Linked DNA regions of Homo sapiens: all the other regions are linked to region 1. A link is an interaction called in ENCODE POLR2A ChIA-PET data of the cell type or tissue named here. Cell type or tissue: HepG2. All regions are shown on one strand. Links, peaks and the distances in the headings refer to the core of each region. The heading gives the core; the rest is flanking DNA.

Evidence for each region. ChIA-PET counts read pairs that join two places held together with the same protein. Peaks named below come from ENCODE experiments on the same cell type or tissue, not always from the same donor. Only the 100,000 strongest peaks of a DNase experiment are listed, where the experiment ranks them.
Region 2: POLR2A ChIA-PET joins it to region 1 with 5 read pairs; 2 of 35 experiments call an interaction of 5 or more read pairs at or near these places.
Region 3: POLR2A ChIA-PET joins it to region 1 with 5 read pairs; 2 of 35 experiments call an interaction of 5 or more read pairs at or near these places.

The regions. Positions count from the first base shown.
Region 1 is chr3:53,474,909-53,482,829 of GRCh38, reverse strand. It overlaps the pseudogene RPS25P4. Among named protein-coding and RNA genes, the nearest start is that of CACNA1D, 16 kb to the left of the region's middle. RefSeq lists a silencer at 3,714-4,008. In HepG2, for the core only: no CTCF peak of the experiment used is centred there; DNase peaks (open chromatin) are centred at 3,879 and 4,359; H3K4me3 peaks cover 948 bases.
Region 2 is chr3:53,424,072-53,431,992 of GRCh38, reverse strand. No RefSeq gene overlaps it. Among named protein-coding and RNA genes, the nearest start is that of CACNA1D, 67 kb to the left of the region's middle. In HepG2, for the core only: a CTCF peak has its summit at 4,844 (motif pointing left); a DNase peak (open chromatin) is centred at 4,852.
Region 3 is chr3:53,415,627-53,423,547 of GRCh38, reverse strand. No RefSeq gene overlaps it. Among named protein-coding and RNA genes, the nearest start is that of DCP1A, 72 kb to the right of the region's middle. In HepG2, for the core only: no CTCF peak of the experiment used is centred there; no DNase peak of the experiment used is centred there.

The sequences.
Region 1 (7,921 bases), core at 1,441-6,440:
TTATTTTTGTAGAGACAGGGTCTCACTATGTTTCACAGACTTGTCTTGAACTCCTGGTCTCAAGCGATCCTCCCACCTTGTCCTCTCAAAGTGCTGGGATTACAGGCATAAGCCACTGCACCTGGCCCCAGTGTGTATTTTCAATCTGGTTTGCACCCAACTGCAGGGATGAACCATGCATTAATGCTCAACTCCCATACTCCCTTAAAAAGAAGGTTATCAGGGATCCAGAGCCCCGGCATAGAGTGTGAATCCCAGGCTCCCATCATTCAAGCAGGTTCCCAATTTGCTGCCACTGTTTACCTCCTCCCTGCTTTTAGAGCACAAGAGCTTAATGACTTCACAGATGGGCAACATTGTCAGCCATGGAAAAGACATTCTGCTACACATAATTGTACTTTGAAAATATCACTGTGGAAGTGTGTGGATGAGTCACAGTGTTGGCAGGGGAACTTCACATAGGCCAGGCCCTCTGGTAATGAGCCCCACAGGGCTCTGAAGGTGGCCCAGGCCATGGTCCTTCACAGACTCTAAGCAGAGGATTGCTATGGCCAAGGTGAAAAGACATCCCTTGCTCTATCACTAAGGCCAGTACACTTGGTTCATGCATAGACATTTAGCCTAAAGTTATCTAAAATTCCTTCCAAGCCTACGATTCTAATTTATACACAACAAAAGCCTTTATTCTGTTATCCGGTTGTCTTGTACCATTTATATGACTCCAGCTTCCACCTTGGTGATAATAAATTACAAGTTCAAATTTCCAGTCCTGCCCTTTAACCAAAGCTCAGTGCCACATCAACTAATTCCTGGTAGATGTTGCCACCATCAAATTTCAGTGAAAATGTCTAAAACCAAATTCACTTCTCATTATCCTCTACAAACCAGCTCCCCATAGCAACTTCTAGCACAGCCATTTTCTCAACTCTCAGGACTCAACATGATGGAGCTGTCTTCTTCACTATGCACATTTGGTTCGTTGCTATTAATTTCTGTTTCCTGAGTACACTCTTCATACTGCTGCCTATCTGATCTTTATTAAATGTTCTTCTGTGAACCGACATTGTCATTCTTGCTTTATAACCATGAGAACAGTAGTTCTCAGCCCTGGCTACAGGTTAGAGCTTCTTAAAACTTCCAGTGCCCAAGCCCCATCCCTAGAAAATTCTGATTCAGGGGGCCTGGGGTGGGGCCCAGTGATCAGTACCACTGAGAACAAATGTCCTGAACTATAGCACTTTTCAGACTTCAAGGGGTATGAAGTCACCTTTGGATCTTGTTAAAATGCAGATGTGGATTCAGCAGGGCTGAGCTGGGCCTGAGATTCAGCATTTCTTTTTGTTTGTTTGTTTTTAGACGGAGTCTCGCTCTGTCACCCAGGCTGGAGTGCAGTGGCGTGATCTCGGCTCACTGCAAGCTCTGCCTGCGGGGTTCACGCCATTCTCCTGCCTCAGCCTCCTGAGTAGCTGGGACTACAGGCGCCCGCCACCACGCCCAGCTAATTTTTTGTAATTTTTTTTAGTAGAGACAGGGTTTCGCCGTGTTAGCCAGGATGGTCTCGATCTCCTGACCTCGTGATCCACTCACCTCGGCCTCCCAAAGTGCTGGGATTACAGGCGTGAGGCACCGCACCCGGCCCAGCATTTCTTTTTTGTTTGTTTTTATTTTTTATTTTTGAGACAGGGTCTTGCTCTGTCCCTCAGGCTGGAATGCAGTGGTGCGATCTCGGCTCACTGCAACCTTCGCCTCCCAGATTCAAGCGATTCTCCTGCCTCAGCCTCCCGAGCAGCTGGGATTACAGGTGTGTGCCACCACACCTGGCTAATTTTTGTACTTTTAGTAGAAGTGGGGTTTCATCATGTTGGCCAGTCTGGCCTTGAACTCCTGACCTCAAGTGATACACCTGCCTCGGCCTCCCAAAGTGCTGGGATTACAGGCGTGAGCCACCGCGTCCGGCTAAGATTCTGCATTTCTAACATGCTCCCAGGTGATGTTGATGTTTCTAGTTCCCACGCCACACTTTGGGTATCAGGGTCCTAGAGCATCAAGTCTAATCTCCCATTCTGCCTGGTTTTAAGGCCCTGGCCTCATTTCCTGGTGCTTCCTTCTCTCACCAGGCCAGCTCCTGACACATCCAGACACAGACCCTTCCTCTCCATCCTGGTTTACTTGGAATGCCTGACTCCCTTCTCTCTGCCTGGTGAGAATTCTCTGCATCCTCACCCCTCCATCAGGACCCAAAGGGCCCAAGCCTTTATCTACCATTTAGTCTTCCCCAACCACTCCATGGTTTATTAATCCCTTTTTCCTCTAATCTCCCAGCGCTATAGAAAGTACAGTGATCCTCCCATCATGTACTAAGCTCTGCAGCTGACAGCAGAAAGAAAACTGGACCAAAAGAGATAGGGAAACTGGGCACATCTTGTAACTGCTAGCAAGTCATTTTCCCTTTCTAAAAAATAAAATAAAATAAAATAAAATAAAATAAAATAAAAAGCTCCTCAGAAACTTGGTCCAGCAGAATGATCCTAGGGACATGGGAGGCAAATCGTAATAAACAAATTGCAGACATGTCAGCAACTGAAGCTATTCCTAAGAACATTCAAGTGAAGAGAAACTTAAGAGATCACTTGGTCTCACCATCCCTCTCTCCCTAGATTTTTCTGGTAGAAGCTGAAGCCCTGACAAGAGAAAGAGCTTCCTCAGATACCCAATTAATCAATAGCAGGTTCAGGACCAAAGTCCATATTTCTCAGTTTTTGTTTTGTTTGGTTTTGTTTTCTTTTGAGACAGAGTCTCGCTCTGTCACCTAGGCTGGAGTGCAGTGGCATGAATTCAGCTCACTGCAACCTCTGCCTCCGAGTTAAGCAATTCTCGTGCCTCAGCCTCCCGAGTAGCTGGGATTACAGGTGCACACCACCATGCCCAGCTAATTTTTTGTATTTTTAGTAGAGACGGGGTTTCGCCATGTTGCCTAGGCTGGTCTCGAACTCCTGAGCTCAGGCAATCTGCCCACCTCTGCCTCCCAAAGTGCTAGGATTACAGGCATGAGCTACCGTGCCAGGCCATATTTCTGAGTTTTTTATCCTTCCAGATGTAGCAACTTCCTAAATGTTTAAGGGGAGCCACCACTGCATCAAGCAGACAATGTGCTGATGCACTATGATTAGTAGGGCTGGATATAAACCTCAGGAAACATTTAATGGCAAGATGTTATAAGAGGGCAATCTACAAGGCAGGACACCCTGTCCATAGCAGAATCTTCTTGCCTTCCACCAGAGACCAGGCCCTACAATCCCATGTAAGACTCCTGATTATCCTGCTGAAGCAAAGTTCACCTTTTTACCCCTGGCATCAAGGTCCTCTGCAATCTGGCCCTAACCTAGCCTTCCAGCATCCCTCCCTGCTGGAACTTTCCACTCAGACTCACTGTTTCTCACACATACCTTATGCCATTGCTAATTCTTAAGCCACCAGATTGCTTCTTGGGCACATGAGTCCATGTGGACACGGTTAAATCTCCTGCATGCCTTTTGATATCTTGACGTTTGGAATTGAGCTGGGCAATTGCTCAATGTGAACAATGATTCTACACTTTAAGGAACTGGGGACATGATCTTTCCAAGATAAAAGGGCTTTTCTTTCTTTTCTGGTCTCCTAATGCCACCTCAGGTCACGTTCCACTGTGTGGAGCCCAGACAATTATCATGCTGTGGCCAGAGATGTTTAATTGGACTTTAAAAGATGAGAAAGCAGCAGGGAGCTGATTGTCAGCTCTCTGACAAGACTGTGCCGCATAGGTGGCCAGCAGCACAGAGGAGGGCTGGCCTGCCCAGTGTCATGACTGTCTCCACCCCTGGGGCAGTGAGGTTAGGAGAGAAGGGCAAGATGTAGCAGTGGCAGGACAGCCTTCAGCAGACTCAGTGCCAGATTGTCCTATATCCCGTTTCTACCCCAAGAACTGTGCTCACTCAGGGGGCAACAAAGACTTCTTTTTTAAAATTACCCTTCTTCTTAAGACAAACTTCTCTAACCCTTCATAGTAATAATTTATTTTTATAATGGGTTTTCATCTCCATGCAACCCTTTAAGCCTCTGAGGTAGGTCAGGGAAAATATTAACACTTCCAGTTCATAAAGGAGTAAACTAGATTCATTATGCTGGGATGTGAGTTTGCCAAGGTTATGCAACTAGTAAATGGTTAAGCCAGAACTGCAGATCAGCTGTCAAAGATCACTGATGCAACAGCAGATAAAAGCCATTTCAAACAGGACAAGTATACTACTCCACCTCCTGCTTCTTAATGCTATTCCCTGAAGAAAAAAGATCCCTTTGTTCTGACAAGTGTGTGGAGAGCAGACTATGCCCTAAAGGCTAATTAAAAAACAGAGGTTCCCACATCCACCCTCCATCCTGGGATTGGACTGGCAGAGACTACACAGAAACACAGACATTTCCAGACAACACAAGGCTATCTATGTGCTCCACTGCATCTAGGCACTGGGGAGTTCCTAGGTCCATGAGAAAGCTGAGAAAGCTACTGGCTAAGGAAGAGAACCCCTGGGTGCTGCTCTGAACAGACGTCATGCAGTGTGGCCATGAACCCAGATCACCTGACTCATTGTCAAGATGAACAGGGCTCTGGCAGGTCAGATCTGCCACTGGATATGTGAAGGGATTCTTTCCCATTATTTTTCTTTTTTCTTTTCTTTTCTTTTTTTTTTTTTTTTTTTTTTTTTTGAGACAGGGTCTCATTCTGTTGCCCAGGCTGGAGTGCAGTGGCAAAATCATAGCTCACTGCAACCTCAAACTCCCAGGCTCAAGTGATCCTCCCACCTCAGCCTCCCATGTAGCTAGGACTCCAGCCACACACTACCACTCCCAGTATTTTTTGTGTGTGTTTTTTTTTTTGTAGAGACAGGGTCTCCTTATATTGCCCAGGCTGGTCTTGGACTCCTGGCCTCAAGTGGTCCTCCTGCCTGGGCCTCCCAAAGTATTAGGATTACAGGTATAAGCCACCACACCTGGCCTCACATTATTTTCCTCAGAAAGATCTGAAATAGGAGAAAACTTTGAAAATTAACGTATTTTCCTTCTCTTGAACTTTAAAGCTGCCACAGCCCTCACCCTCAATTGTAAAGGCTTGAGGATGTTTTCCGGAAACTATGGAGAGTAGTTTAAATTTTCAACCCTTTAAAAAGTTGAAAGCTATCCTTTCAACACTGCCTGTGAACAAGTTTTCATTTTTCTTTCAGTAGAATCTACAAATCACTAAAAAAAATATAGAGGGCATTTCCCCAAGCAATATAGAGGGCAATAAAAAGGATTCCCTATTTAATAAATGGTGTTGGGAAAACTGGCTAGCCATATGCAGAAAGCTGACACTGGACCCCTTCCTTACACCTTATAAAAAAATTAACTCAAGATGGATTAAAGACTTAAACATAAGACCTAAAACCATAAAAACCCTAGAAGAAAACCTAGACAATACCATTCAGGACATAGGCATGGGCAAAGACTTCATGACTAAAACAACAAAAGCAATGGCAACAAAAGCCAAAATTGACAAATGGGATCTAATCAAACTCAAGAGCTTCTGCACAGCAAAAGAAACTGTCATCAGAGTAAACAGGTAACCTACAGAATGGGAGAAAATTTTTGCAATCTACCCATCTGACAAAGGGCTAACATCCAGAATCTATAAAGAACTTAAACAAATTTAAAAGACAAAAACAAACAACCCCATCAAAAAGTGGGTGAAGGATATGAACAGACACTTCTCAAAAGAAGACATTTATGCAGCCAACAAACATATGGAAAAAAGCTCATCATCACTGGTCATTAGAGAAATGCAAATCAAAACCACAATGAGATACCATCTCACGGCCAGTTACAATGGCGATCATTAAAAAGTCAGGAAGCAACAGGTGCTGGAGAGGATGTGGAGAAATACGAATGCTTTTACACTGTTGGTGGGAGTGAAAATTAGTTCAACCATTGTGGAAGACAGTGTGGTGATTCCTCAAGGATCTAGAACTAGAAATACCATTTGACCCAGCAATCCCATTACCGGGTATATATCCAAAGGATTATAAATTATTCTACTACAAATACACATGCACACATGTTTATTGCAGCACTGTTCATAATAGAACATAAAGACTTGGAACCAACCCAAATCCCCATCAATGATAAACTGGATAAAGAAAATGTGGCACATATACACCATGGAATACTATGCAGCCATAAAAAAGGATGTCCTTTGCAGGGACATGGATGGAGCTGGAAACCATCATTCTCAGCAAACTAACACAGGAACAGAAAACCAAACACCGCATGTTCTCACTCATAAGTGGGAGTTGAACAATGAGAACACATGGACACAGGGGGAAGGGGATCACATACCGGGGCCTGCCAGGGAGTGGGGGGCTCAGGGAGGGATAGCATTAGGAGAAATACCTAATGTAGATGACAGGTTGATGGGTGCAGCAAACCAACATGGCATGTGTATACCTATGTAACAAACCTGCACGTTCTGCACATGTACCCTAGAACTTAAAATATTAAAAAAAATTATTTTAACCCCAAAAGTAACCACTAAAAATATGCAAAGAGCTATAGCTAAAAATTAAAATGAAATACTAAACCATATTAATTCCCAAAAAAGGCAAGAAAAGTGGAACCAAGAAACAAGTCATATCAGAAAAATAGAAAACAAATAAAAGTGAGAGAACTAAATCCAACCATATCAATAATTATCTTAAATGTAGATTGACTAAATGCTATAAGAAAAAGAAATAGATTGTTTATAGTAGATAAAAGTTATGATCCAACTATATGTTATCTACAAGAGATACATTAAATACAAAGACACATATAGGTTTAAAACTTAAAAATTTTAAAAGAAATATCATGCAAGCACTAATCATAGGAAATATGGAATGGCTAGATTAATATCAGTCAAAATAGACTTCAGGATAAGAAAGATTACCAAAAATAAAGAACAATATTTCGTAATGATAAAAGGGTCATTTCATCAAAAGGCATAGCAATTATAAATGTGTGTTTAATAACAGCTTCAAAATGCATAAAGCAAAAACTGAAAGAGCTAAAGGGAGAAATAAACAAATCCACAATCATAGTTAGAGATGTTAACACCCCTCTCTCAGTAATTGACAAAACAACTAGATTATTAAAAATCAAAAATGATGTAGAATATCTCAACAATGCTATCAATCACCTTAACCTAATTGACATTTATAGAACACTAGGCCAGATGTGGTGGCTCATGCCTATAATCCCAGAGTTTTCAGAGGCCAAGGTAGGAGGATCACTTAAGGCCAGGAGCTGGAGACCAGCATGGGCAACATATCAAGACCCCATCTCTATTAAAAAATTAGCTGGGCATAGTGGAACATACCTGTAGTCCCATCTATTTGGGAGGCTGAGCACACCACTGCACTCCAGCCTGAGTGACAGAGCAAGACTGTCTCTAAAAAAACTAGAACAAATAAATAAATAAAATAGAACACTAAACTCAACAACCACAGAATATACATTGTTTTCTAACCACGCTGAAATTAAATTAGAAATCAATAACAAAAAGATATCTATTACAGCCCCCCAAATATTTGAAAATTAAACAACACATTTTCAAATAACCTGTGCATCAAAGAAATCACTTTTCGTCTGACATCTCAGCAAGGCTGCAGCGATTGCCGCTGCTCTGCAAGCTTCACAATGCCATCCGAGGACAACAAGAGGAAAGACCCCGGGAAGTTGGCCAAAAAAGACAAAAACCCAGTGAACAAATCCAGGGGCAAAGCCAAAAAGGAGTGGTCCAAAGGCAAAATTTGGGATAAGCTCAATAACCAAGTCTTGTTTGACAATGCTACTGTAAGGAAGCTTTGTATGACAAACT
Region 2 (7,921 bases), core at 2,404-7,403, 52 kb after region 1:
AACTGAGAATAATTATTAGAGGCTTGGTTTCGAACAATTGAAAGACCAGAAAATTATGCAAGTAACTAAGTGTGATCGTTGGAGTGTGGGAGGGGGTAATATTGTTTTTGATGTGATTCTGTACTTATGCATCAGGGAACATGAGCATGAAGATTCTCTTCAAGAAGCAGCACTGCCTATAGCCATGATGTGGTGCAGCTTCCCAGTAGCTGGGTTGATGGTTTGGGGAACCAGTAACATGATAGACAATTTAGAAATGAAGAAACTGAAGCATCGCAAAGTTAAGCACCCGAGATGATACCATAGATCAACTGTAAAGTGCACAAATAATTTGCACGAGGTTGTTAATTATATTATTCTCTAATTAGTCTGCACTTGTTCTCCAAACAGTGATTTCTTAAGATAAGAATGTACATGTATTCAAGACTGTGCTCATCACTTACCAGTCTCTGGTATTAGATCATCTATTTGTTTGGTCTGTTTATTGTCTGCCTCTCTCTCTAGAGTATAATTCCATGTGGGCAGGAGCTTTGTCTCATCTTGTTGTATCTCTCCAGTGCCTTGGAACTGTGCTGGTGCAAAATAAGCACTTAATACATATTGTTGATTTGATGGAAGGATGCTTAAAAAGTACTCTGAGAGAAACAATATATTTCTCAACTCTGAAGGAAAATTTCATGGAACACTTGAAGTTAGTGAAAAATACAGAATAATTTATAAGCAAGAATCAAATTATTTAACATAGATTTGTGCTCTAAAGTTGAAGAAATCAAGTAAAATGATCAGTAAATTCTACAGCAATTGAGAAACTTCAAAAAAAATGGAACTTGAATTAGACTCTGAAAGGTGGAAGTTTTGGGTTTGGAATAAGGGAGATGGGAAAGCAGTGAATGAAGCCAATGAAAATGGCGCATGAGACCAGACAGATTTAAGAAGAGTTCCTTTTGGGGAATAAAATGGCAAGTAAAGTTGTAAGAGCAGGTGAATCACAGCTTTTGGAAGATCCTCCAAGAAAAAGGAAAGATTCAGACTTGATGTGATAGAGACAGGAAGCCCAGAAATAGCAAGATTAAAATCTTGCCTCCCAAATTAGATTGCAGCAACCCTCCTTTTCCTTGGGCCCTCAACCAACAATGCCCAAAGCTGGTCATGCAGTAGCTGTTTAATTAGTACTTGCTGATTCATAGAATTCCAATCAAAGACCCGGCTCTTCGATCAACGCTTTATTACTCACAGACAGACCCCACTGGAAAGGGGCAATGGTGCAATTTTATTTCCCATCCATCTTTTGTTCCCTTTTTCCTGCCTGCTACTGTTTAGAGTCCAGAAAAAAAAAAAAAGTATTACGAACTAAGTCACTGCCTCATTAGGAAGCAGGGTCTGATCTGAAACCAATTTTTCAGAACAATGACTTGTTAAGTGCTGAGAAATGCAGTGTTTAGTCATGGAGAAAATAAAGACAGCTTTACCATGCAATTTGGTTTTTTTCTATACTAAAAGATGAGAATTTTAACAAGTGGAGGGAACCAGTCCATTATCAAGTCCCTCCTCCTTCAAAGAGGGAAACAGAACATGCTTTTTAGTGCACAAACAGAAAAGGCTTCTTCTCCCTCACTCCCCGTATTTTCTTGCTTAAAATTCAGAATTAATGTCAGCCTTGCAAGAAGGTGAGGAAGCTCAGAAAAGAGGGTGTGTAGAGCCCAGAACAAATCTCCTTGCGAAGGACAGATTGGGTGAGCATTGTCAGGTGAGAGTGTATGGTGAGCAGTCTTCCACAGTTATCAGTGATGACTGAAGGGCAATGAGGTCTGGATACTGAGAGGAGAAGTTATGGAATTTCCAGAGTAACAAGTCACCTGCAAATATCAAAATGACATGGACAAAAGGTGATGCTAGTTTTATTTAAGAAGTATTTCAGAATAAGTCAGTGGGAATAATGTCTATCCTATCATTTATATGGTCTCTGAAAGATAAATGGGTAGAAAATGAAAACTATTTGACTCCATCCATTAAGAAGCCCACTGAAGGAAGAAGAGAGGCAGAATACTAATGCAACAATGTCATTTTGGCATAAAATAGAAGATACTCCAAGATATTCTTCCTATAGCTTAGAACGCACAGTTCATTGTCCATTTCCTCTATAGAGTCATTGCTTTCTGTCTGCTCCTGGTCACATATTTTAACTGTAACTTCAACAAATTAGTCAGCAAATTTGTACCATCTATCACAAGGACACCAGTTCAGAGAATAGAAGTAGCTCTAACTCATGTTTAAGTTCACTTTTGGAAGAAACATCTAAAACATAGGTTCTACAGATGGTTAGCCTACCATATCAGATTTTTATCTAAAAATATCATGTAAAACAAAGCAGTCAGAGAACATCCCCTCCCTGCCACTGGGCAGGCTTTCCAGAATCTCAAGCAGTTGCTCTTCCCTTGTCCTGAGTGGTCCCATCCTGGTCTTGTTGAAGAAGATCGTGGAAATGGAGGTTTTGAGGGCACACCCCTAACTACTGCATATTTGTCATTCCCTCCTCTTCTCTTCCCTTCTAGCTCTCAGAGCATATGAGTGTAGATGTACTTTTAATTTGGAGATACACAGATTAGCCCTTCATTATTAGCTGTACTATGCTTATATTTCAAATGTATACATGTTAATTTCATCTCCCGTCTACTCTAACTTGTATGCTCTTTGGGGTGAGGGATTAGCTTCACTTTTGTGTCTCCCAAAATGCCTATAAAAAATGTTGGGCCAACACAGGAGGATTACTTGAGCCCAGAAGTTTGAGATCAGCCTGGACAATATAGTAAGACCTCATCTCTAAAAAAGTAATAAGTAAAAAAGAATGCTGGGTACATGCTTTGGCAAACAGTTTAGCAGTTCCACAAACAATTAAACATAGAGTGACCATATGACCCAGTGGTCTAATCTTATACCCTAGAGAAGTGAAAATATACATAAACATATGAAAAACTTATACACAGATGTTCAGAAAAGCATTATTTATAATAGCCAAGAAGTGAAAACAGCCCAAATATCCATCAGCTGATGAACAGATAAACCAAATATGGTATATTCACACAATGGAATATTATTCAACCCCGAAAGGAATGAAGTACTGATACATGCTACCATGGATGAACCTTGAAAACATTATGCTCAATGAGAGAAGCCAGTCATGCGCAGAGGCTCACGTCTGTAATCCCAGCACTTTGGGAGGCTGAGGTGGATGGATCACTTGAGGTCAGAAGTTCAAGACCAGCCTGGCCAACATGGTGAAACCCCATCTCTACTAAAAATACAAAAAATTAGCCAGGTGTGATGGTGGGCGCCTGTAATCCCAGCTACTTGGGAGGCAGAGGCAGGAAAATTGCTTGAACCCAAGAGGCAGAGGTTGCAGTGTGCTAAGATCTTACCACTGTACTCCAGCCTAGGTGACAGAGAAAGACTGTGTCTCAAAAAAAAGAAAAAAGAAAGAAGCCAGACATAAAAAGCCATATATCGTATGATTCCATTTACATAAAATGTCCATAATGGGCAAATCCATAGAGACTGAAAGTCGATTACTGGTCACCAGAAATGCAGGTGGAGGAACAGAGGGTCACCGCTAATGGGTACAGGATTTCTTTTGCGGATATAAAAATGTTCTGAAATTAGATAGTGGTGATGTTTGTACAACTTTGTGACTATACTAAAAAACCACTGGGTCATACACTTAAAATATGAAAATTTTATGGTTTGTGAATTATATCTCAATTTTTTTAATGTTGGGCACATCAAAAAATAAGTGAAAGTGAAGTTTCCAAAGATAATTTAGGGAAAGAAACCCCAGAAACTATGCCTACCTGTCTTTGGTACAGTCATTCCTTCCCGTTACCACATTGTGAGCTAGAGGCCTTCTCCACTCCTGGACTCTTACCTGAGAGAGGATGTGTAGCAGCCGTGAAAACACACTGCTTAGGCCCCCTGCTGCAGGGGAATCACTGACTGATGGCTCCAGCTGCTACTCCTCTGGATTTGCCACCACATTTGTGCCAGGCTTCCACGGGCTGCTCTCAACCAACGGCTGGCCACAGCAGGGGTACTAATGCAGGCTTATTCTAGCAAGACAGAGAGTCCTCCAACAGGCAACTTTAGCTTGAGGACTCCCCATCTATCTGGCACCACCAACAAGTTTAGTGATGGTTCTTCTCTGCAGGCCAGCGTTCATGATTGGAAAGGCAATCAGAGCTGGGCTCCTTAATATTCATGTATACTATGGGGCCCAAAGACATAGAGGCTTGTGGCAGGGAAAGGGACTTAACACACAGAGTTTAGAGATGGTGAATAGAGCCTATAATGTTCCTGGGGCAAAACAGATGGACAGCCATCAAGGGTGCTACTTAACATCTACAAGCAACACATACACACACACACACGCACACACTAAAAGGAAGAATGGAGCTTGAGGGTGATCACAAACAAACAAACAAACAAACAAACCAAAAACTTGCTTTCCCTTTCCCTCACTCTGTTCCCAGCCCAAGGCAACTTTTAGATCTGGAACCCACTGCCCAAAGGAGGTGAGGTGGCCAAGTCCCTTAACAACACAGCAAGTTATACTATAATGATTCCCCCAGTTCTTCTTCCAAGGATCTAGAACCATTTACTCATGTGATTATATAGAAAAAAATAGAGAAATTTCCAGACTTTTTGAGAACGATTAGACACAGAATCTGAGCTAACACGGACACCTAGAAACCCAAAGCCTCATCACAGGTCTCCCATTATTACCTTATGTGGAGGCCATAAATTGAGTCCTGGTTATGGTCCAGTTCACAGGGAGCCTCGGTCCATGGGCCCACCTAGTGGTCATTTCCCCACTGCATGTATAATTGGAATGGATGTCCTTGGTAAATGACGTAAGCCCCACACTGGGTCCTTGGCTTGTGGAGTAAGAGCTATCATAGTGGTGATAGCCAAGTAGGAACTCTGAAACTGAGCCCCTACAAGCTGAGATAGTAAATCAAAAATGAAATTACTGCCTTCTGATCAATGGTGAAAAAAAAAAACACCAAAAAAACCCAACAACAACAACCTGATATCACTTGGAGGTGGGGGGTGGAGATTAGTGCCATCATTAAAGATCTAAAGGATGCCAAGACTTATCATATTTCCACTCATTTCACCAATCTGTCCCTTGCAGAAACTGGATGGAACCACAAGCTCAATCAAGTAGCAGCCCCAACTATAGCTGCTATGCTGGACACAGAATGAATACTGCAGCAGACTAATAAGGCCTCATGTATAGGATATGCGGCCAATGATTTGGCTAGTGCATTCTTTTCCATTCTGCATTCACATGACAGCAACAACAATAGTCATTTACACAAAAGTTGGGTAATAAGCTGGAGTCATGGTAAAATACATGTGCTGCAGGGGTGGAAGATAATCCTTATGAAACTTCAGAGACCTGCCACTTCAGTGAAGCTTTTAAAGGTCCAATGGTCAGGGACATGCCAGAATATCCTTTCCAAAGTAAAAGACAAATTGCTGTATCTTGCATTCCCTACCACAAAGAAGGAAACACAGTTCCTGATAGACCTCCTTGGGTTCTAGAGGCAACACATTCCACACCTAGGGATACTCCTCCTGCCCATACCAGGTGACATGGAAGGCCAGCAACTTTGAATGGAACCCAGAGCAGGAAAAGGCTACCCAGCAGGTCCAGTGGACCTGTCGTGCCACTTGGGCCATGAAATCCAGCAGATCCTATGGCTTAGGGATGTTAGTGGTGGAAAAAAAGATGTACTGTGGAGACTATGGCAAGCCCCAGTGTGAGAATCTCAATGCAGGCCCCTGGGATTCTGGAGCAAGGCCATGCCATCTGCAATGGAGAATTTTATGCCTTTAGAAAAACAGTTCCTGGTATGTTAACTGGGTCCTGATAGACAGAATGCTTGACCCTCGAGTAATCAAGTGACCATACATCTGCAACTATTCATCCAGAGATGGATTCTGTTGACTCTGCCAAGTTATAAAGTGGGACAGGCCCAGCAGTAGATCATTATAAGATGGAAATGGTACATCTGCAATTGAGCTAGCATGAGCAGGTAGCCCAGCCTCCACATCACTGACCACAGCGCACCAGTACCTCTCTACCAGCTTACACCTATGGCCATATGGGGGGTGCTACACAACCAACTATAGGAGCAGGAAAAGGGCCAAGTTTGGCCTACAAACCTGTGTGGTATGTGAATTATATATCAGTTTTTTAAATCTTGGGCACAAGCTGTATGTGGATACCAGCTGAATTACACAAGCGGACAGTGGCTGCATTACAGCCACGTTCAGAATTGGCCTTGAAAGACAGTGGAGAGGGAATATTTACCCAATGGGTAGAGTTATGGGGATCACACTTGGTCATCCACTTTGCACAGATGGAGATGTGGCATGAAGTGAGACTATTTAAAGATTCCTGGCCAGGCGGGGTGGCTCACGCCTGTAATCCCAGCACTTTGGGAGGCCAAGACGGGCGGATCACGAGGTCAGGAGATCGAGGCCATCCTGGCTAACATGGTGAAACCCCGTCTCTACTAAAAATACAAAAAAAATTAGCCGGGCGTGGTGGCAGGAGCCTGTGGTCCCAGCTACTCGGGAGGCTGAGGCAGGAGAATGGCGTGAACCCGGGAGGCGGAGTTTGCAGTGAGCTGAGATTGCGCCACTGCACTCCAGCCTGGGCGACAGAGCAAGACTCCGTCTCAAAAAAAAAAAAAAAAGATTCCTGAGCTGCAGCCAAAGGCCTGGCCATCTACTCAGGGGCCTGGAGGGAGATATGTGGTAGTGCCTCCTGGGACTTCCTTGCTTCATTGTAACTATAAACAGATGTGTATAGCAACAACACCTGGGGGAGGGGATGATTGCCAAGGGTTCAGATCCCTGGAGATGAAGCTTTGGGTCAAAATACCAGTAAGTTAGCACAACCTGCCAAGGTGGTGGCTGAAGATGAAGGAAATTTAGAATGGATAGTGGAGGAGGGAGACGATGAATACCAGTTGTGACACTGACCTAACTGCAACAATGAGTCCTGTAGTTCATCCCACTAAACTCTTCTAAGTTTCCCCTCAGAAAGAGAGGCTTATGGGAATTATGGACAAGCTGTTCCCTGAACCTGTGTAGAGAAGTGCAAGGGATGAACAGTGGACAGTGGTGGCCATGAAAATGGACAGCTCAGATCTCCTCCTGGGGGGCATGCAATTGACTGATAGTCCAGCCAATGATTAGGCACAGTGGGGTATTAAGGTAGGCTCATTCCAGCAAGACACAGGACTCCTCCAATGTGAAACTGGCTTGAGGACTTCCCACTGACCTGGCTGAACCTCTTTTGGAGCCATGCTTCAGTCCAAGACTCTTCTTACCCAATCCTGCTTCCTTCCCTTCCTCCCTGCACAGATGTCGGACCTGCATCATGGTCTTTGCCTTCTCCGGCTCCCTCCCTCAAGAAATCCCTTCATGTTTTATCCTATCTAGAAGTCTGTTTCTTGGTGAACTTGATATAGCAGAGGCTGCATTTTAGTTGGGCTCTGTGATAGTTCTATGAACAAGGTGCTTTTGGGTGCATAGAATTTTTATCATTACCCGCTCTGCCCCAAATAGGTGTCTTTATTACCTCCTGCCAGGAGTTGAGGAGTGATTGAGTGGAATGTACTCGCTATCATCTAAAACACTAAAAATGATGAATGAGGTAAATTTTGAAACTGCATTTTATCAATTCTCTTTATCTACTCAATTTCTAATGAATAGACATGAGAAGTGCCAAAACCTGCACAGTTCCTTACACATGCTGTCAGGAGTGCTGGGATTTGGAGACCACTGAGGGACTCCTGGTTTTGTGGGATTCAGTAGACTTGAATGACACATTGGTGATTTGGGACCTAACTAG
Region 3 (7,921 bases), core at 617-5,616, 58 kb after region 1:
ATTTCATTGTACAGAGAGGGAAAAAGGTTCAAAGGTAAAGTGATTTGCTCCAGATCAAAGTTCAGGTCTTGCTTTTCTCACTTCCTTACTAGCTTGCCTAAACTTAAAGAGCATATAGTCTTTTGGTTAACTAGTACTCTTGACTACCAAGACAATCATATCTATTTCATCAACCAAGGTGGATGAGGTCAGGAGATGTCACATTCAAGATTTTTAAAGATCATGACTAGTGATTGTATTGGTTTAAAAATCATGACTAGTGATTTTATTGGATGCTGTGATGCCCCACCCTGACCTCCCTTCAGGAATGGAAGAGTCACTCCCAGCTACTGTCAGTGCTGCCAACAGAAGGCCCTTAGCTGTCAGCCTTTACAGGAATCATCCTGGAAAGACAACCACATTGCCAAGGTCATGATCCTTTACCAGGGCAGCCTGCATCCGATGACTCATTGCCATGGGGGTTTAAAGGCTAAGTCCTCTTACCCCAACTAGGGACAAGCACCAAGGGCCACCTTATCCCAGATTCTGAACTCCCCATAGGGTCAGCTGAGGCCTCCGCTGAGACTGCATTACAGCTCAACTTCTTCCCTTCTCCTCCACAGTTTTTGATCCCAAGAGCAATTCCTAATAAATCTCCTGCATGCTGATCTTCAACTGACTCTTAGACAATTCTAGTAGTCTGAAAAGCAGACACTAGGTTAGAATTTTGAAAGGGGATCACCCAGCTGGCAATGAGGATCCCACCACTGGTGGTAGGTGGCCCAAGGTAGCAGGGCAATAGTTTAAACTTTTACCTACGGTGGGACACATTGGGATGGAACCATTAGGAAGGTTACCATTGGGATGGTATGCTGATGGAAAGGAAGGCATTGGCTGGCGTGACATATCATGCATTGGAGAAATACAGGCAAAATAGTAACAATAAAAACAATGAAAATGGGTAGCTATTGCTAATACACAATCAACACTGTGGAAAAAGATAATGGAAAGCTGATAGTGATTAATCATCAATTAAAAGCTAAGTGTGAAAGCCAGATGGCCCCTTTCATAACATTTGAAGAGGCTCTGATCACCTGTGATGATAGGACAGAAAAAGCCAAGGGTTAGGCTGAGGACCTAAGAGCAGTTGAGTTTGTCAACCAAGGTAGGTTTGCTATGCCAAGGACAGGGCCCTGCTTGGGAAAGAACTGGACCATTACCCATGGGATGAAGACATCTGGGTTGATCCACTTGAAAATGTTGAATCTCTATACTTCCCTGAACCTTCTAATCATGAAGAAGCAGGCCACTCCTGCTGATTAGGGGCTGGCACTCCCCTCTTGCTCAAAGATGATGCAAAAGCTTCTTCCCAGGAAAATAACATGTGCCCCCATGGCTCGCCCTCATCTTCCTCCTGGTCACTAGGCCAACAATGAGGTTTGAGGCACAACATAATCAAGCGATGCAATAGCAAATAATAAAGACTAAATGCTCCTTAAGTCCAGGCAACCTGGTAGGGAAGTGAGAAAAGTAGGACCTGACTTGCAGCCTGCCAGGGAGGAAGGAGACTACACCCCAGGGCCTGGCCAGCATGTAGCAGCAGGAGTGAGGAGAGGACACATCGGACTGGATTCTCAGGGTGCTGGAGCAAGGAGGGCAAACGTAAGGTTGAATAACGAAGAGTTTATAGCTTTGGGAATGCTCTCCTGGGATCCATAATATAATCTGGCAAGAATCCCAGGAGGCGGTGTGAACACGTTACTAGGATGGCTCCTAGAAACAGAAAAGACAGTGGGCCATGCTACGTGAAGTAGAAATACAAGAAGTGTTCCTGGCAAATGATGGAGGAAAGGATTAAAAAGATGGGAGGTAGGGTGCTAGGTGGATACTATAAAAGGTCGGAAAACACATCAGAGGATACACCACTTACCAAAGTAATAACATACACCAGCTTTATGAAGAGGTTTAATGGTGGCTGTCTTCTACGGGCCAGGGCTGATGGTAGAGATGCCATTATACCAATGGACTCATTGATAGCAACTACGATGAGGATGACAGGACCCTCCCTCCTGCACCCTATGGTAATGCTTAACTGTCAGATGGCAGATGGATGTCATTATCACAGTGAGAGGCAAGGTTGGAGGGGCAGCCAGGGGGGCTGAGACACAGAGTTATGGAGACGATTAATAGAACACAGTCCAGCACTTTGGGAGGATCATTTGAGCCCAGGAATTCAAGATTACAGTGAGCTAAGATTGTACCACTGCACTCTTGCCTGGGCAACAGAGTGAGACCCTGTCTCAGGAAAAAAAAAAAAAAAAAGAAGAAGAAGAAGGAAAAAAAAGAATACAGGATCTCTAGAAACAAAATAAGTGGGATGCCAACAAGGATATTACTCAAATTGTAAAACCAAAATAAATCAAGGATGGATACTGAGGAGGTTGAGGGCCATTGTCCCTAAGAAAATGTCAAGGTCATGGCCTCTTTCCAGGGCAGCCTTTATCCAATGACTCATTGACACAGGGTTTAAAGCCTAAGCCCTCTTGTTAGCTTAGCTGTGAGACATTTGAGTTGACCCACTTGAAAATGTTGACTATATTTCCCTGAACCTTGTGATTGCACAGGAGTGGCCCACTCCTGCCAACTGGGGGCTAGTATTGCCCTCTTGCTTGAAGATAATGCAGCAACTTCTGAACCTGGGCCAGGTTTTAGACCCAAATAATTGCCTAAAGGAGATGCCAGACTCCCAGATGGAAGGATCCTGTAACGCCATGGCAAGTGTACATGGTAGTGTTTCCCTATGTTTCCTCCACAAATGGGCCTACTATTATTTATTTGCATAACCATACACTAAGGAAAGGAGACTGCATAAAAGGACCCTAGTGGACACAGGGTCCAAGTCGACGTTAATTCCCAGAGTACTAAATAAGCACCAAGTCCTCCCAGTGGATCATATGGAGTTTAGGTAAAAACTGGAGTCCTGGCCCAAGTCCTAGTCACAGAAATGTCAAGTAGGTCTGCAACCCATAAAGTAGTCATCTCTCTGATTCTCTAATGTGTAACTGGAAGGACATACTTAGTATTTGGAACCACCACACTGGTACCTTGGCCTATAGGGTAAAAGGTTTCATAGTGGAAAGGCCAAGTGAAAACCTGTGAAACTGCCCCCAACTCCTTGGCTTACAAGCAAGCCAAGATAGGAAATGCAAAGCAATATTGCATTCAGGGGAAATGGAAAAATTAGTGCATCCTGATTGAAAGGATGCAGAGATAGTGGTTTCCAACATGTCTTCATTTAATTCATCAGTCTGGCGCCTGGAGAAAATGAGACAAATTCTGGGCAATGAAAGTAGGCTACTGCAAATTTAACCAAGTAGTAACCACAGTTGCAGCTGCTGTGTCAGATATGCTATCTTTGGTAGAACAGACCTGGATGGCCTCAGGTATGTGGTATGATCTGATAATTGTATTCTATCTCTTTTGGAAAAGATTATTAGGTACAGTTTACATTCACTTAGAAGAAACAACAGTATACATTTATAGTCTTGTCCCAGAGCTATAGTAACTCTCCTACTCTTTGGAGAGATCTGGTCTGGCTGAAAATCCCACAGAATATCATACTGATTTTCTATATAGATGATGACTATGCCATCTAGATGGACAGCAAGTAGCTAGCACATTAAGGGACTTGTTGAGGCAAGTATACTTTCCAGAGAGTGGGAAATAAACCCTGCAAACAGTTGGGGTCTTCCACATCAATAAAATCAGTGATCTGGTGCATGCCAGGAAATCCCCTCCAAAGTTAAGGACAAATTATTGCATCCCACTAAAAAGAAGGAAACACAGTGCCTGATAGGCCTCTTCAGATTCTAAAGGCAGCATATTTCACACCAGGAAACACTGCTCTAACCCATGTACTGAGTTACATGAAAAGCTGCCTGCTTTGAGTGGGATTCAGAGCAGGAAAGGACCCTGCAGTGAGTCCAGGTCACAATGGAAGTGACCCTTCCGCTTAGTCCATACATCACAGCAGCCCCCAGGGTATTAGCGGTATCAATGTTGAGAAAAGACATGAGGATTTTCTTGAAAGCCCCAGTGGGAAAATTACACTAGAAAACCCTAAAGTTCGCCAGGCATGGTGGTTCACACCTGTAATCCTAACACTTTGAGAGGTTGAGGCGGGCAGATCACTGAAGCCCAGAAGTTCCAGACCAGCTTGGGCAACATAGCAAAACTCTGTCTCTACAAAAAATACAAAAATTAGCCAGACAACGTGGTGCACTCCTGTAGTCCCAGCTATTTGGGAGGCTGAAGTGGGAGGTCAAGGCTGCCGTGAGCCATAATTGAGCCACAGCACTCCAACCTGGGTGAGGGAGCAAGACCTTATCCCAAAAACCAACAACAACAACAAACCAACAACAACAAAAACCCTAGAGTTCTGAAACAAGCCCATATGATCTGCAGCAGAGAAGCATACACCTTTCAAAAATCCACACCTGGTGTGGTGGAAATGGAGTGCCCAATAATGGGACACCATGCATCTAGAACAACCCATCATGAACTGGGTCCTATAAGGCCCACCAAATCATAAGGTTGGCAGGCCCAGCAGCAATCTGCTGAAAGATAGAAGTGGTACATCCAAGAACGAGCACAAGCAGGACCAGAGGTTACAAGCAAGCTGCATGAGCAGGTATAACAGACCCCCATGTCATACGACACCATTGCACCAGTACCTGTCCCTGTGCTCTATGGTTTCATATGGGGGACAGGGGAAGTATGTTATGGTGAACTGATGAATGGGCCAAGCTTGGTTTTTGGATGGGTCAATTTAAGATATGAATGCAAATCAGAAAGGGACTCTATTTCCACCTGACTCAGAGGTATTTGAAATAGTGATATGGAAAGAGAAATGACCTGAGGTTAGAATATACACCAATTCATGGCAGTGTAAAATGGCTTGGCCAGGTTGTCAGGGAACAAGAAGGAGAAATAATGGTATATCAGGGACAAGAAATCTGAGTCTATAACTTATGGGAGTGGACACAAAGTATATAGACAGTTGTGTTGCATGTTCATGCCCACCACAGAGCATCCACCAGGAAGAGGAACTAAGTCTCAGGGTATAGTTCAGTTGACAGCCAGTTGACATCAGTCACTCCAGTGCTGGCACATGGGTACATATGAACAGAGTACCATAATGACAACAATGTTGGTTACACCTGGGAACAACATAGGGTCCCATTTACTGAGGCTGATCTAGCTACTGCCACTGCCAGTGACAAAGACCAACTTTGAGTGCAGAATATAGTTTTATCCCTTAAGTAGACCCACTGGCCACTTGGTGGCAAGTGTGATGGCAGTACTTGGTGGCAAGTCACATTGGCTACCTTCCACCTAACATAGGTAACAATTCATTTAGACAAAAATGACCCCACTTACCATCACTTCCACTGACCCACTAGGAGAATTTGTACTTCCCATCTCCGCAATTCTGTGCTCTGTCAGTTAGAGGTCCTGATTCCCAAAGGGGAACGCTCACTCTAGGGGATGCAGTGAGAGTCCCACTGAACTGTAAGCTACAGTTGCTGGCAGAGGGAGTGTTGGGGTGGGGAACTTTGGACACCCAGGAGATTCACTTAGGCACCTCTTGGTGTTGTCTTGTTCTATTTCGGTGGTGAATGCAGAGGTGCCGCAGCCATAGCCTGAGAAGGGCGTGGTTGACCGAAGCTCAGACTCCTCAAAGATTGTGGGCGTGGCTAGGTCATCCCCCTGGCAAAGATGTTGGCTGAAGGTAAGGGGAGTCTGGATGGGGAAGAGTAGGGGAAGACGATGAGTGTCACTTAAAACCCCAGAACCAGCTGCAGCCGCAGCAACAAAGGCTGTGGTTCATCCCACTAATCTTCTCTTTTTTTTTTTTTTTTTTTTGAGACGGAGTCTCACTCTGTCACCCAGGCTGGAGTGCAGTGACGCAATCTCGGCTCACTGCAACCTCTGCCTCCCGGGTTCAAGCGATTCTCCTACCTCAGCCTCCTGAGTAGCTGGGACTACAGGCACGCACCACCACGCCCAGATAATCTTTTTTCATTTTTAATAGAGACTGGGTTTCACCATGTTGGCCAGGCTGGTCTCGAACTCCTGACCTCAGGTGATCTGCCAGCCTCTGCCTCCCAAAGTGCTGGGATTACAGGCATGAACCACCAAGCCAGGGCTTTTGAATGAAGATACTCCTGAAAGATTTCAGAATAACTTACCATACATCAGTTTCCTGTGGCATGATTGGTTGACATTCAATCTTGGACGGTGGTGTTACTTAGAAATGAGGGAGAATCATCAATGGGGCACTGGATACCAGATGGAACTCAGCACTTAATGGATTGGGGATAGATGAAGAAAAGGGAACTTGCTGGAAATGCATTTAAATGTTACCAGCTTCCACTATTTTGCATTGGAAGACCAGCTCTGTGCCCAAAACAATGTTGTGCCAAATAAAAGTTCCCAGCAAATGATAGCAACCCCAAATTTTGCCTGATAGAAATACACAATTTGTGGTATTATTTTTAAGGAAAAACAACAAGCCCGTTACAACAGAGCCACCATATTAACATAACTGATTCTATATTAAATTTAATTTCCTAAGAAGTGTGCAAGATCTTTTTGAGGCCATGTGATTGTTATCTGCCGCTCTTATTTTATTTGCTCCCAGTGATCTCCTCTTCAGGGCCCCTAGCTGAATGGGCCTGGATGCTAAAAGCATTACTCAGTGTCTCTGGTCAGGGGGCCTCTCCTAATTCCTGGCGTGCTCTGCCTAAGGAAGAAGGCACATGCATCACACACACCTCAGTTCCAGGACTCCTAGCTTCCTTCAGCACCTATTCCCATATATGGAGAGAAAAAGTGATGCAATGTAAAGAATTCTGAACCAGAAGTAGATCTGCTTTGAAGTCTCAGCCTAACATTTACAAAATGGATTCTCAGGCAAACCACTTTACCTATACTTCCCCTAAAGTGGGACTACTACCTGTCTTACCCAGTCATATTCTTTGAGGACCAAGTGAGATAATATATGTGAAAGTACTTTGTAAACTGGGATGCATTCATACTCAGGTAAGTTTTATTTTAATCACCTCTGAGTGTACCTCTCCTTCCCCTCTTCATCTCACCTTTCAAGGCTTACCACCCTCTTTGAGATTTCTCTAATCCCTTTATCCCTTAAAGTCCTCTTTCTCCAGCTTCCCTGTGGGTTTCTCCTACCTGTCTAATATATTCCACACATTTCTGCACTTTACAAAATATCTTATTCTATTCACTGTTTCATATATATTAGTCTTCTCTGCAATTTGAATACAGGCGCATTATAAACAAAGACCATGTTATATTCTAAAACTTCTCTTCTTTCGCTGGATACATGATAGGTTCCCAATAAATAGGAACTTGACAAGCTGATTCTAAAATATACATGGAAGGGGCCAGGCACAGTGGCTCACATCTGTAATCCCAGCGCTTTAGGGGGCCGAGGCGGGCAGATCACTTGAGGTCAGGAGTTCGAGGCCAGCCTGGGCAACATGTGAAACCCCATCTCTACTAAAAATACAAAAATTAGCCAGGTGTGGTGGCATGCGCCTGTAATCCCAGCTACTCGGGAGGCTGAGGCAGAAGAATCACTGGAACTCGGGAGGTGGAGGTTGAAGTGAGCCAAGATGGCACCACTGCACTCCAGCCTGGGCGACTGAGCAAGATTCTGTCGCGAAAAATAAATTAATAAAATAAAATAAAATAAAATATATATGGAAGAGCAAAGGCCAAAGGATAGCCAAGATACTCCTGAAAGAGAATAATAAGTTGAGTAGACTTGCTCACCAGATACCAAGACTTAGAAAGTTGTAGTAATTAAGGTAATGTTTACTGACACACAGATAGACAAAGTGACCAGTGGAAGAGAATA